4 separate regions of the Homo sapiens genome follow, and regions 1, 3 and 4 are each linked to region 2. A link is a contact called in ENCODE Hi-C or POLR2A ChIA-PET data. All regions are on one chromosome and are shown on one strand. The core of a region is the stretch at or near the end of the contact, and the rest is flanking DNA. Distances in the headings are between cores, read along the strand shown.

What was found. Hi-C counts contacts between places; a loop is a spot of excess contacts on that map. ChIA-PET counts read pairs that join two places held with the same protein, here RNA polymerase II (POLR2A). Pooled maps may share reads with other maps.
Region 1: a map of naive thymus-derived CD4-positive, alpha-beta T cell shows a loop between it and region 2 (4-fold over the local background). The contact joins the promoter of CDK6-AS1 here to the promoter of SAMD9L in region 2. A Hi-C loop is called at or near these places in 2 of 168 maps with a recorded cell type or tissue (both naive thymus-derived CD4-positive, alpha-beta T cell), 6 of 37 single-sample maps with no recorded cell type and 14 of 50 pooled maps. POLR2A ChIA-PET finds 5 or more read pairs at or near these places in 1 of 52 experiments (naive thymus-derived CD4-positive, alpha-beta T cell).
Region 3: a pooled map shows a loop between it and region 2 (2.4-fold over the local background). The contact joins the enhancer-like site here to the promoter of SAMD9L in region 2. A Hi-C loop is called at or near these places in 3 of 50 pooled maps. POLR2A ChIA-PET finds 5 or more read pairs at or near these places in 2 of 52 experiments (AG04450 and GM10248).
Region 4: a pooled map shows a loop between it and region 2 (5-fold over the local background). The contact joins the enhancer-like site here to the promoter of SAMD9L in region 2. A Hi-C loop is called at or near these places in 1 of 37 single-sample maps with no recorded cell type and 5 of 50 pooled maps. POLR2A ChIA-PET finds 5 or more read pairs at or near these places in 2 of 52 experiments (Caco-2 and activated T-cell).

The regions. Positions count from the first base shown.
Region 1 is chr7:92,835,071-92,838,361 of GRCh38, reverse strand. It overlaps CDK6-AS1 (CDK6 antisense RNA 1), which reads right to left and starts at 1,879. Exons shown (of 2, transcript NR_110088.1): 1 at 1,799-1,879. It overlaps CDK6 (cyclin dependent kinase 6), which reads left to right and starts at 1,789. Exons shown (of 8, transcript NM_001145306.2): 1 at 1,789-1,884. RefSeq lists silencers at 1,487-1,846, 2,957-3,206 and an enhancer at 2,297-2,376.
Region 2 is chr7:93,146,822-93,149,884 of GRCh38, reverse strand. SAMD9L (sterile alpha motif domain containing 9 like) reads left to right here and starts at 1,500. Exons shown (of 5, transcript NM_152703.5): 1 at 1,500-1,691; 2 at 2,739-3,002. RefSeq lists an enhancer at 2,201-2,300.
Region 3 is chr7:92,673,061-92,675,979 of GRCh38, reverse strand. All of the region lies in intron 4 of CDK6 (cyclin dependent kinase 6), which reads left to right. Among named protein-coding and RNA genes, the nearest start is that of FAM133B, 84 kb to the right of the region's middle. Within about 2 kb of position 1,344, at least 2 of the 41 ENCODE cell types and tissues checked have a DNase peak (open chromatin) inside an H3K27ac peak, as active enhancers do.
Region 4 is chr7:92,716,833-92,720,138 of GRCh38, reverse strand. The region is part of intron 4 of CDK6 (cyclin dependent kinase 6); the gene reads left to right. Among named protein-coding and RNA genes, the nearest start is that of CDK6-AS1, 120 kb to the left of the region's middle. RefSeq lists enhancers at 1,892-2,191, 2,212-2,261. Within about 2 kb of position 2,023, at least 30 of the 41 ENCODE cell types and tissues checked have a DNase peak (open chromatin) inside an H3K27ac peak, as active enhancers do.

The DNA of each region.
Region 1 (3,291 bases), core at 630-3,129, 310 kb after region 2:
TCCCACTTGTGTCTCTGGCTTAAAGTCTAATTAGTGACTTGTAGTGATCCAATATTTTTATGTAAATATAAAATCTAATGATTTGCCTTCTTAAATTTATAAGGTATATGAGATTATAGATAGCTTTATAAATACAAATTTTGTTCAGAAAACTGGATCTTATTTTAGAAGACATGCTCTTAACACAAATGTATTTTATGAATTATCTTAAGCTTAAAGACATACAATTATTCACTTTTATTTTTAAAGAAAAAAGTATTATAATGCATTGCAAAATATGTGCTACTGAAAATGCATCAATTTTTATTTCCCTAGCCTTACCTCACACTATAACATAGAATCAGTTTTATAAAGGCAAAAATTTGATTTACTGTGAGATTAGTAACATGGTTTTAAAGTCAAAAGATTTATAGAAGTAGTATTTCCAATTCAAACAGAATTTTGCCAGGTTTTAATTTTTCTACAAAGCACTTAAGTAAATAATTTTGTGAAAAGTTTTGCTTTAAGATGTTTTAAAGGGTTTCAAGTATTCTACAGATAGAGATTTTGGGGAGAACACCAAATTCTTTCCAAAAAGACAGCTATTTCAAGTTTTCTTTTACTCCATTGTAGAAAGTTTTAAAGACTTTTTTTTCTCCAAAATCTAATTTTCACCTGAAATAATTGTATTCAAGGGTTTCTCAGCAGGTAAAGTATACATTCTTACAAGGTTTCAAATTTCAGATTTCCAATAATGCATTTAAACTGAGCACTCCTCTTTTTGTGTATGTATCTACTATCTGCAGTTCTATTATTTACACTAAATTTTAGTCTTTTTAGCTCCTCTGAAATACGTTAGTGAACCCTCAGCAGTTACTAACCACTTAATAATTGTGAGCCCGCCAGCCCCTTCAAGTAGATCGTTAACCATAAGAGTGCCTGACAATTTCCAAACCATATCCTCTGTCTAAAAGGAAAAGATAGGGCTTTGTGAGGCAGAAAGGAAGCGAAGGAAAACAAAACAAATGTAGCTCATGCTGAAAGTGAAAAGTGCTTGGATAGATTAGTATTTTCTTTTCTGCAAGGCATCCTGCCAAACTTTTTCTTTATTTTTTTAAGAGAAGAGTTATTTTTTGGTCTGATTTTTCAGTTTCTTGGAAAGTATTGGTATTTACCACCCCCATTGGCCGCTCATAATTATTGTTGGTTGTTTTGTGTTTTTCCCATCCGTCCACGTCACACAGTGAGGATGCCCCCCGCTTCACCCTGTCAAAACCCCAACTCTGGGCGACCCTGGGTTTGGAAACTCCGCCGACTCCCGACGACACGTCCCACTCTCTCCCACTAATGCCGCTTATTTTAGTCGCAGGATCCCCCTACTACAGTTTCAGCGAAAGCCGGAAATTTTCATTTAACTCTCCCCCCCACCCCCACCCCCACCGCGCCCTTCTAGCCCCCGACTCGTAGAAGGGAGCTAGGGAGCCCGGAGCTCGGAGCACTGCCGGGACTCGGCCGCCTCATTTCTCTCCGGAAGGCTTTAATTTGCACACTTTCTTGCCACTGCGCCACGAGCCCCCAGCCCCGCCGGGGGGTGGGTCTCCGGCAGAGTTGGCTTCGCGGGTCCCTGCCCCCACCCCGCACGGTCGCCCCAGCTGCCTCCCCGGCTGGGGCCCCCAGCGCCGGCCGGAGCCCAGCGGCCCCCGTCCGCCCCCAGCGAGCGGCGCGGGCGGCGCCCTCCGCCGTCCCTCCGCCCTCCGCCGCTGTGCCCACCCCCTCGCCGGAGAGAGTGCTGGTAACTCCTTCCCCAGAGTCTGATTACCTGCTCCGCGAGGCCGCGGACACGTGCGGAGAGCCGACTGACACTCGCAGCCCCCTCGGGAGGCCCGACGCGACTGGGCCCCTCAGGTGAGGAGCTGTGCGCTCGGGTGGGTGGGCTGCGGGGTGGGGGGTCCCGGGGGAGATCTGGGGGATTGGCCGGGGTCCGAGGCAGAACTGTGGGTGGGGTAAGTGGAGGGTGGCGGGGGGTGGGGGGGACCTGTGTTTCCTTGGAATCGGCTTTGGTTAACCCCTTACGAACTGAGACGGGATTGGTTATGGGGGCCAGTTTTGGGGAGCTAGAGGATTCTCCTTATCTGATGAGAGGGGGAGATCCCAGCCTAGGGACACCCGCGACACCGAGATCCTGCTTCCACGTATCCGTACGCACACACACCCACACGGAACACGCCTCATACAGTTTCTCCAAACGGAACTGGAACTCTACTCGGACACTCACATAATAATTCACATTTAGGGTTTAAAATGCACTGCCTCTAGGGACTCCATGCTGGAGAATGTGCTTGCATTTCCCCCTCGAAAACTCCCTCTCCAGCTCGCTGAGGTGTGGGTGTGGGCTCCACCTTCCCCTCCACGAGATAAATGTTAACGCAGGCTTCCTGCGGGCGTGTTATACACAGAAAAGTGCACGCAGCCGGCCAGTGCCCAGGCTTGGAGCCCCGCGAAGACGCACGTTTGCTGTAGTTTCCAAGTTTACTTTTATAATTTAAAATATTGGAGTTAAACACACGCCCCGCAGTGAGCAGCCCTGGTCCCCGCAGCGCGCCCGTCCGTGTGCATATGGGCGCATCTGCGTGTGCGCACACGCGGGAGTCGCGGTCCCCGGTGTGGCCTCTTGTCGCTGTGCTGGTGGCGACCCTTGTGGTGCTTGGCAGGCTTCGGGAGAGGCGCATGAAGGATTTCATTGAGTGTGAAGACAGAGAGCAGAGACAGAAAGCAGAAGGAGGCGGCTGCAGCCTTTGTAGTCGCGGAGGAATGCGGAAATGTTGAAGCACTATGTCAAACTTTTTTTGAAATGGGGTCAAGTCACATTCAGCCAGCGTGGGAAAGCAACAACAACAACAAAAAAAAGTGGAGGAGAGGGGGGGAAAAGGCATTGCTGCTCCCGTTTCTCTCCGCCGAAGCCGACCGTCTGGGGGGCGAGTGGGGGGAGAGCCAGGGCAGTGCGGGGCCCGGCGGGGGCAGCAGGCGCAGTTCCCTGCGGGGGTGGGACGTCCCCGACGCTTCCTTCGCTGCGGAGCCCGGGGCTAGACTCGAGCGGGAGGGGGTTGGGGGGATGCAGGACAGGCGGGTTGGGCGGCCGGCGGCGGCTCCCCGGCTACCTGTGTGGCCCTCGACCTGGCTCAGACCCCCGGGCAGTCCCTGGGGGCTCTTTCCTCGGCTTTTAAGGAAAGTTCTGAATGTAGTGAGTGCCAGAAGCTCTGCTCTCGCCGCGGTCCGCTCCACCCGCTCATCGTGGGGGTCGCGCCGTTTGTT
Region 2 (3,063 bases), core at 251-2,750:
AGACAGCAACCAAGAAATTGATTTATGCAGCAAGGAGGACAAGGCAGATTAATACAAAGTGCATAGCCTGCAGTGCCAAACCCTTTTTTAGCAGAGAGGGACTTTACTGAGAGGGCCCTCTAACCCCCTAAATCTTAGAAGGAACTCTAAACCTTTTAAGTTGGTCCTCTAATCCGAGGTCAGTCAAGCATCTTTGCCTTTTATTAACAGGGGTCTCTAATTCACCCTGTCTTCGGAGAGACTCTAATTCCCCTAAGTTGGGCCTCTAACCCAATCCCATTCTTTACCCGGGTACCCCACCACTTACCCAAAGTCATCCAATCAGTGCTATAGTCCATTTCCTTTGGGTTGGTGGGGAGGTTCTTCAGTATCGGTCCCTCATGGTTGCCAGAAATGTTACAGGACCAGGGTTCCAATCCAGACCCCTAGAGAGGGTTCTTGGAGCTCATGCAAGAAAGAATTCAGGGCGAGTCCACAGTGCAAAGTAAAAGCAAGTTTATTAAGAAAGTACAGTGGTAAAAGGACAGCTACTCCACAGACAGAGTAGGACGTTCCCGAAAGTAAGAGGAGGAACACATCCACCCTAGGTACAATGCTTGTATATATGGAGAGATGTGTTTTGCTACAAGGGTTTCTGATAAAGAATTAATTTTCTTAATTAGTGTATTTTGCAAGAATCAATATTATTTTCTTTAAAGCAAAATTAAGAATGCCTCTGTTCTCCAGATATTGGGATATCTGGACACTCCCAAGTCACGGTCTGCTTAGTAAATATTATTAATTTGCTCCCTTAATCATAAACATCTAGAGGCTAGGAATGCCTACCTTTCTGAGAAGGCAGCCCAGCAAGTCTCAGCCTCATTTTCGTAGCCCTCATTCAAAATGGAGTCACTCTGGTTCGAATGTCTCTGACATTATCAGGGTTGGTTTCTTCTGATGTCTCTCTCCTTGGCTTGTAGATGGCCATCTTTTCTTTGTGTCTTCACATGGTCTTCCCTCTGTATGTGTCTGTGTCCCAATCTCGTCTTCTTACAAGGACACAGTCAGATTCAATTACAGACACTCTAATGACCTCATTTTAACTTAATTATCTCCTGAAAGACCTTATCTCCAAATACAGTTACATTTGGAGGGAGTGAGGATTAGGACTTTAACATATGAATGTTTGGGGGACACAATTCAACCAGTAACAGGAACTTAGATTGCACTGACATATTAATTTTCTCCCTGGTATTTCCATTCTCTTTGTCCTGTAGGTAGTTTTTTGGGTCACTGGGTTTTTTTGTTTGTTTGTTTGTTGTTTCCTTATTCCTTAACTCTTATAACTTAAAAATCTGCCTGGTAAACAGTTTCTAAGCAGTGATTCAAATTTATTGATATTTTTGGTAATGTTATTGATTAAAAAACATTTCAGATCCTTCTAAACTCAAGAAAAAAGAATGTTCTAAAGCAAAACTGAAACTGTCTATACTTCAACTTCCTCCTGCTTCTCAACTGGCACTCTGACACACCCTCAGAAAGTCAGAGTACTGGGAGAACAGAAGACTTCACAATTTAATGCCTCAGTTTTTAAAAAAGGATCCTTACACTTCATGTCTCCTAGCCATCAGAAGAGGAATGAGACAGCAAAAGTTCAAATGGCCTGTTTCAAGTTTCTGATATAAAACGATGACATTTTCAGGAAAATCCTGGTAAGTAAACTGAATCATTAAACCTTTATTTGTTATGCTTTTGAGGCGACAGCTATTTTTTAAAACTTCAGCTGTACTTTTTATATAAATATATGTTTGTACATAAACGATTACTTATAAAAATACTAGAGTAATTAGAAAAATCAATGGATTAAATACATGTCAGTATATTTAACTGATAATAACTTTGTAAGTGCTCTTCTAAAAAGAAACATACCATTAAGTGTAATTAGGATAGTGGGAGGGTTTCTGATTGTGGCAGGCAGGCTTTGGAAAAGAGGATAGAGAAACGATGCAAACAGGGTCAGGAATTTAAGCACTGAAGATTCTAAAGGAACGTGTGATCTTGTGTAATTACACAAAATTCTGTCTTCATAACGTAAGATGTTATTAAAACTTTTACATTTTATCAAAGTTAATACTCTGCAGAGGCTAAATATTATTCTATTAAAGTATTTCATTCACATACATCTTATCCAGCAATCTGGTTGAAAACTAAGAAAAAAAATGCAAAGTGTTCTTCAGGAAAACGAAACTAACTTGCTTGTGTGGCTTCTGTCTGCCAGACTATGCAAGGAGGGTGTGGGTAGCTCTCCTGGGCTACAGCCAGATTCTGAAGTGTGTTTCCCCTACATCAGTTCTAAGAATCCTGCAGAGCAGAACACCTCCCTAGGGCATGGATATCAGCGGTGTTGCTGAGGGTCTCTCAAAGATGGGGTGGGCTTGTCCCTGAGAGTTTGCTGACTTGGAAATTCTTGCTGAGCATCAAAGAGAGAAAACTGAAGTGTTGAGGATGCCAACCTGCAACTCCTTTGTCAATAACCAACGTTGCTAAAGATAATATTTGTCTTCACAATTGTTTCAAAACAGGACACTGAGGGCCCCTAGAAAGCCAAGACTTAAGTCAAGGCAATCACAAAATTTGTCCACACTAATCATGGTCATTTTGATTGTTACTTAGTTCCAACAGCATACATCCAGATGCTCTTAAAATTGTACTGGCTAAAACGAAAGAAAAAATCTGGAGTCTGTTTTTTCCATCTTTAGCATTTCCAGAGAGAGACTGGCTGGTTAAATTTCTGAAAGAGGACACCAGCTAAAAGAAGGTATTGCATCTCACCCGAGCAGACTGTGTCTGTGGAAAGTGTAAGCCCCTTGCCAGAAGAGCAGCTTCCCAGCAAAGGCAGAGGGTGAAAACAGCAAAGGTCTTAAGACACTGGGGACCTAGAGTCAAAAGGGACCTCCTCCAGGGAAAACGCTGTGTGAGAAATGGCCTCATTCGGTGACTGTGAGTGACACAGCAGAAAGTTGGTAAGGTGTAGTCTGTAACTAGGGTATCTACAAAAACTGCAGGAGAAAATATATTCATTTG
Region 3 (2,919 bases), core at 95-2,594, 470 kb after region 2:
ACCTGACAGATATAAAGAGAAAACAAAAATTTACAACATTAAGAAAAAGAAAATCAGTATAACCAAGGAAACAGATGAAATTAAAATGATTATAAGAAATACTATGTTCAAATTTAAGTCAATACATTTTTAAATCTAGATTAAGAATGTTCGTAGGAAAATCCTTTATCATTACGAAAATTGGCTTCTAAAGAGGTTGAAAGCTGAGCAGACTAATTACCAAGAAGAAATTCAAAAGACCGTTAAGACACACTGCTAACAAAGATCCAGACAGCTCTATGAGCGAGATTGTTTGACCCTCAAGAAACTGATTATTCTTCTGTTGTTTGTACTATTCCAGAATATAATAAAGATTGGAAGCTTGAATATCCCTGATAACAAAACATGAAAAATTAACACAAAAAAGAAAACTACAGATCAGCCTCATTTATGAATATAAGTCAATATCCTGAATAGATACTAGCAAATAGAATTTCAGAGTGTCTTAAAAGAATAATACACAATCAGAAATGATTTATTCCAAGAAGGCAAGGATGCTACAATATTGGGAAATCTGTTAATGTAACTAATACGTCATTAATAAAACAAAGGCAAATGATTATATGGTCATTATTAATAGACATTTTAAAAAGCATTTGATAAAAATTCATTCTACATTTTGAGTGGTAACTAAATTTTAAAAGGAATAGAGGGAATTTCCCTAACATATCAATATTGTTATTATGATTTTGACTGTCTATACATTTATTTATCATAATAGGTATAACTGACTGAAGTATTGAAAATGAAGACAGTCAGCCTTACTAAAGTTTTTTAGGATGGGTAATCAATCAGAAACCAGTTTCTTGCTGAGCACAGTGGCTCACACCTGTAATCCCAGCATTTTGGGAGGCTGAGGTGGGCAGATCACCTGAGGCCAGGAGTTCATGACCAGCCTGGCCAACATGGTGAAACCCTATCTCTACAAAAAATACAAAAATATTAGCCAGGTGTGGTGGCGTGTGCCTGTAGTCCCAGCTACCTGGGAGGCTGAGACACGAGACTCGCTTCAGCCTGGAAGGTGGACATTGCAGTGAGCCAAGATCGCACCATTGCATTCCAGTCTGGGCAACAGAGCAAGACCCTGTCTAAAAAGAAAAAAGAAAGAAATAATATTTTCCTTAGAACAGCTTAAAATAAGGCTGTATTCAGATTAAACTTTTCTTTTTATGTTGCTAGACTTTATTTTGAATTGAGGTAGAAAGATAAGTGTGTGCCTTCATGATATCTGTGTATTTCTGTCAACCACTCAAGTGGAACCTTACAGACAGTTTGCACCTGCAGTTTTGTTTACAGTGTGTCAGGGAAGCAAAGAAGTGTTCCTCCAGCTAGAAATATTAATAAAGCAGAAACAAGTAATGTAACTAAAACTAGACCCCAGTATTGGACACTCTTCTTAGCAAAAACAATACCTTCCCTTTTGGAAATGACTGGTCATTGAATTTTGCCCAGTTATCTTTCTAGGAATGATTGCCTTAAAAGGATTAATTTGATAGGTGTATAAGCCCTTATTGTTGTGTTTACAGTACTGTGATAGGCATTTACAGATATAAACATAGATTAAGGCAGGGCCATGTCCTCAGGAACAAACCATATTATGAGCTATGTTACAAGGTATGATTTTCAGATAGCAGCTGGTGCTGCAACAGGGTGGTGCTGGCATCTAGGCTAGGCCTTGTAGAATAGGTGAAATTTACATATGTGGAGAGGAGAAAGAAGAGTTGCCCAGGCTAGGAAAATGATATAAACAAAAGCATGGAGACAAGAGCGATGGGATATGCTTGCATAATCTAGTGGTGTTCAAACATAGCCAAGGGTGAGGATTAGTTGAAGAACTCAAAAAAAAAAAAAAAGAAGAAAGGGGGAGGCGCAGTGGCTCATGCCTGTAATCTTATCACTTTGGGAGGCTGAGGCAGGCAGATTGCCTGAGCTCAGGAGTTCGAGACCAGCCTGAGCAACATGGTGAAACCCCGTCTCTACTAAAATACAAAAAAAATTAGCCGGGTGTGGTGGCGTGCGCCTGTAGTCCCAGCTACTCAGGAGGCTGAGGCAGGAGAATTGCTTGAACCCGGGAGGCGGAGGTTGCAGTGAGCTGAGATCATGCCACTGCACTCCAGCCTGGGCAACAGAGCAAGACTCCATCTCAAAAAGAAAAAAAAAAAGGAAGGAACAAAAGAGGAAAACTCCAACCCAAAAAGTTCAGCCCACAGAAAGTCTAATTCAGTGGCACAAGATAAGACCTATACACCTAAGTTTTTCTAAAACCCCATGGGGATTTTGATGAACAGGCAGGGTTAAAAACCAGTGGTGCAGTATAGATGTGACTAGGATATAAAGGCTATGGAAGTTCTATGGGAGGTGATGCATTGATGGAAAATACTCTGGGAGGTGATGCATTGATAGAAAGATATGTTGGGGCCAAATGGTAACTTGAGTAACATTGTTTCAGTATTGTCAGTTTTGTGTTTTGTTTTTTATTTCTATTATATCACAACCATCCCTCCATTAGATATCAACCAGTATTACTTAAACAAAACTTGACCCATGTGTGAATTCAAAGCAAAATATGTTAGATGAGATATAGAGGGGGAACCTGTCAAGAATCTTTTTCCAATTTGATGTTGCCATATAATCATCTAAAGACTTAAAACGGTCATTTTATTATCACTCATAATCTTGTCAGTTGACCGGACTCAGCTGGCAGTTCTGCTCTGTGTGACATTGTCTGGGACTGCAGTTATATGGGAGGTCAGTTGGCTTGAATGTCCAAGATGGCTCATTCGCAGGCTTTCAGCTGAGAGCTCAACTGGGGCTGTCAACCAGGGCATCTTCATGGGCTTCTCACAGCATGACAGCTGGGTTCCAAGAGGTAGCATCTCA
Region 4 (3,306 bases), core at 774-3,273, 430 kb after region 2:
AGGAACACTGGGTCATGAACTGGTGCCTCCTGGTTTTCTTTTTTTATGTAGACCTCAATAAAACTTTTGCCACATTGTGCACCTGAATGTCTTATAAAAGTATCATTGCTTAGGAAAAATGAAGCATTCTCTTGATTCAGTCCTATCTGTGTCCTCTCCCTTAAAATCACCCAAGTCCATAATTGCAACAGCACATTCATTGTGCTGCTCTCAGTGTACATGGGAATACTGTAAGGACCACCCAAGGCAATGCCAGTATTGATGTTTTTATACCACAGGTGATTGCCAACACCCAGGCAGTTAGAGCCAGCCACTCCCCAGGACAGCCATCATAAAGCCATCCGTGGGTAGAGAGAAGTGTACCCTAAAATGAGGTCATTCTTTTTGGTACCTCAGTATCTTTGTATTTTTGGGGCCTTTATACAATCATTTAATGCTATTCATGAAGTTAGCATTTTTCCTTCAAATGCCTGTGCCAAACACACCTGTATAGTTTAGAGAAACATTCCTCTTTGTACCATAATGGAAGAGTGGGAGTATGTTCCCATCTTTTTAGTGACTTAATAAAATTCTCACTAAGTGAATTATATTCTCTTTCTCCAAGAATCTTTTTTTCCATATTACCTTCACTAATAAAAGATATACATGTTCTGAAAACACCCTTTATTCCATAGAAATTACAAAAAGACAACAAGTAAATGTTAAACATGAGAAGACTTTTATTCGACAGCTGTACAAAGTACAAAACTTAATTTTGGAAATTTTTTTTTAAATCTGTAACTGATAAGATTCCCAATATTGCTTTATTTGAGATCATTAACTTATTTAATACCAGAAGTATTACAAAAATTGCCAGGGAAAGCATCAGGAAGAATAGCTAATGAATACTGGACTTGATACCCAGGTGATGGGATGGTCTGTGTAGCTGACCACCATGGCACACGTTTACCTATGTAACAAACCTGTACATCCTGCACATGTACCCTGGAACTTAAAGTTGAAGAAAAAAAAATTACTTACATCCCCTTCCTGTGCCTCTGATGATATTCCTTCCTTACTCTGACCTCAGTGTTGATAGCATTTAGTAACACTAACGGAACCTCGTGGATTCAGAAACTTTGATAAGCCTAGGGGAGAAAATCAATGAAATGGAGTTGTGGCTTTCAGTCAACAAATAATTACTGATCACTTTCTATGTGCAGACGCTGTCAGTGAAGCTGAGGGATGATGGTGAATGGAAATGGACAAGGTCAGAGAGCTTACAAGCGAGATGGAGAGATAGATCTGAATCAGATAGTCACACAAAGAAATGTCTAGTTAGAAACAGAGATAAATGCAATAAAGGAAAGGGATATGGTTTTATGAGGCCATATGATAAGGCTCAAGAACCTGCCTAGGCTAAGGGCCAGGGAAGCCCTCCCTCCTTACCCAGGTCAAAATGTGGGATGCTTAAAGAGGTCACCAGCATCCTCCTGTTGAACGCGCCTGGATGTGGGCCCTGTGAATGTGCGCGTCATGCAATTCGTGCTTGGGGTGTGTGTGTGTGTTTGGAATAACTCATTCCACGGCACCCAGTTGGCACCACCAAGTGACAAAGTGAAGCAGGACCAGAGATCGGAGAACAATGTCATCTTTTACAGGAGAAAATAAATTGTTTATGCTTGTTTCCTCTTCGTGCGTGTTGTATTTACTATGGAGACCTGGCAGGGTTTGTGCCTCGGCTTGGGCAGCCGAGTAGCTCCCACAGAAGCCTCCAAAAGCTGCCAGTGCATACTGAATAAATCAAACCAAGAACATTACATGAGTATAATGGAAAAAACCCAAAGCCCCGTCGCCTCGGCACCTCAGCGAAAGTGCAGGACACACCTCTGAAGCAGGAAGGGCTCCTGTGACTCCTTCCCCTCTCAACATCTTGCCATGACACAACCAGGTCTGTTTTGTTAAAACATCCAGTTGCCAGTACATATTTCATAGTTAACAATGGAGGGTTTGTGCCGGTTTCGTTTTCACTTTCACCAGTGAGGGAAGTGGAACACAATGGGGGCAGTGCACAGAGCTGGGAACAGGACACGTTTTCTTTAGGATTCCCAGGGCTGGGTACATGGAAAATGCCAGAGCCAAAACAAACATGAAAACCCATCCAGATTCTCCACTGCGCGTTCTCAGTGGTAATAAAACACATTTGAGTTACCATCTGATAGGTTAGCTCTGCCTCCACGGTGAAGGCAAATATCGATGACCACTGTGAGAATTTCTGCCATGTAGAAAGAGAATGTATTCCATACTGCACAGAAAGCTGCTGTTGGTGCATGTGCATGCATGTGGCTATCTAATTGCACCAAGTGGATTTGCGAAGTGAATCAAATGACTGATTCCCTTGTTTATAAAAGATAGTCATTCATTTGACTCACCTAATTCTAGCTCCTTCATAAGTGGTCACTGTTGCGAATTAGTTCTGGACAAAAACAGTTCAACTGTAATGCTACTGCCTGGAGGATGTTTTACTCGGAGAAAGAGCCAGAAGTTCCTTGCTTTTTTCCTACATTTGTTCAGCCAGCATCTATCAGGGTATGATACAGAGAATCTGGTTGTCTGTCTTTCTTTCTTTCTTTTTCTTTTCTTTCTTTCTTTTTCTTTTCTTTTCTTTCTTTTCTTTCTTTCTTTCTTTTTCTTTCTTTCTTCTTTCCTTTCCCTTCCTTTCTTCCTTCCCTCCCTCCCTCCCTTCCTTCCTTCCTTCCTTTTTCCTTTCCTTTCCCCTTCTCCTTCCCCTTTCCCTTTCCTTTCCCCTTTCCTTTCCTTGACCAGGTCTTGCTGTGTCGTCCAGGCTAGAGTGCAATGGCACAGTCATAGCTTAGTGCAGGCTCCAACTCCTGGGCTCAAGCCATCCTCCTGCCTCAGCCTCCCAAGTAGTAGGACTACAGGTTCACACCACCACGCCCAGCTACGTTCTTTTTTTTTTTAAGAGATGGGGGTCTCATTATGTTGCCCAGGCTGATCTCAAATTCCTCAAGCAATCCTCTTGTCTCAGCCTCCCAAAGTGCTGAGATTACAGACATGAGCTACCATGCCTGGGCCTGTTTTTCATACGGACACCCTATATGATGCCATTCAAAATCTCAAAAGCCTGAGGCCAAACTGGATATAAAGACTAAGCATTGTCTTAAGATTAATGAGACCATATGCTTCAGAAAGTTTTTCAAGTAAAGGGCTTCTCAGGGATCCAGAAGATGAAAAAACATTTTGCCTCCTACATTTAACATTTTTGGGAATATGCCTCTGTGCTAGTTTAGGGGCTTCTCTGAAGAG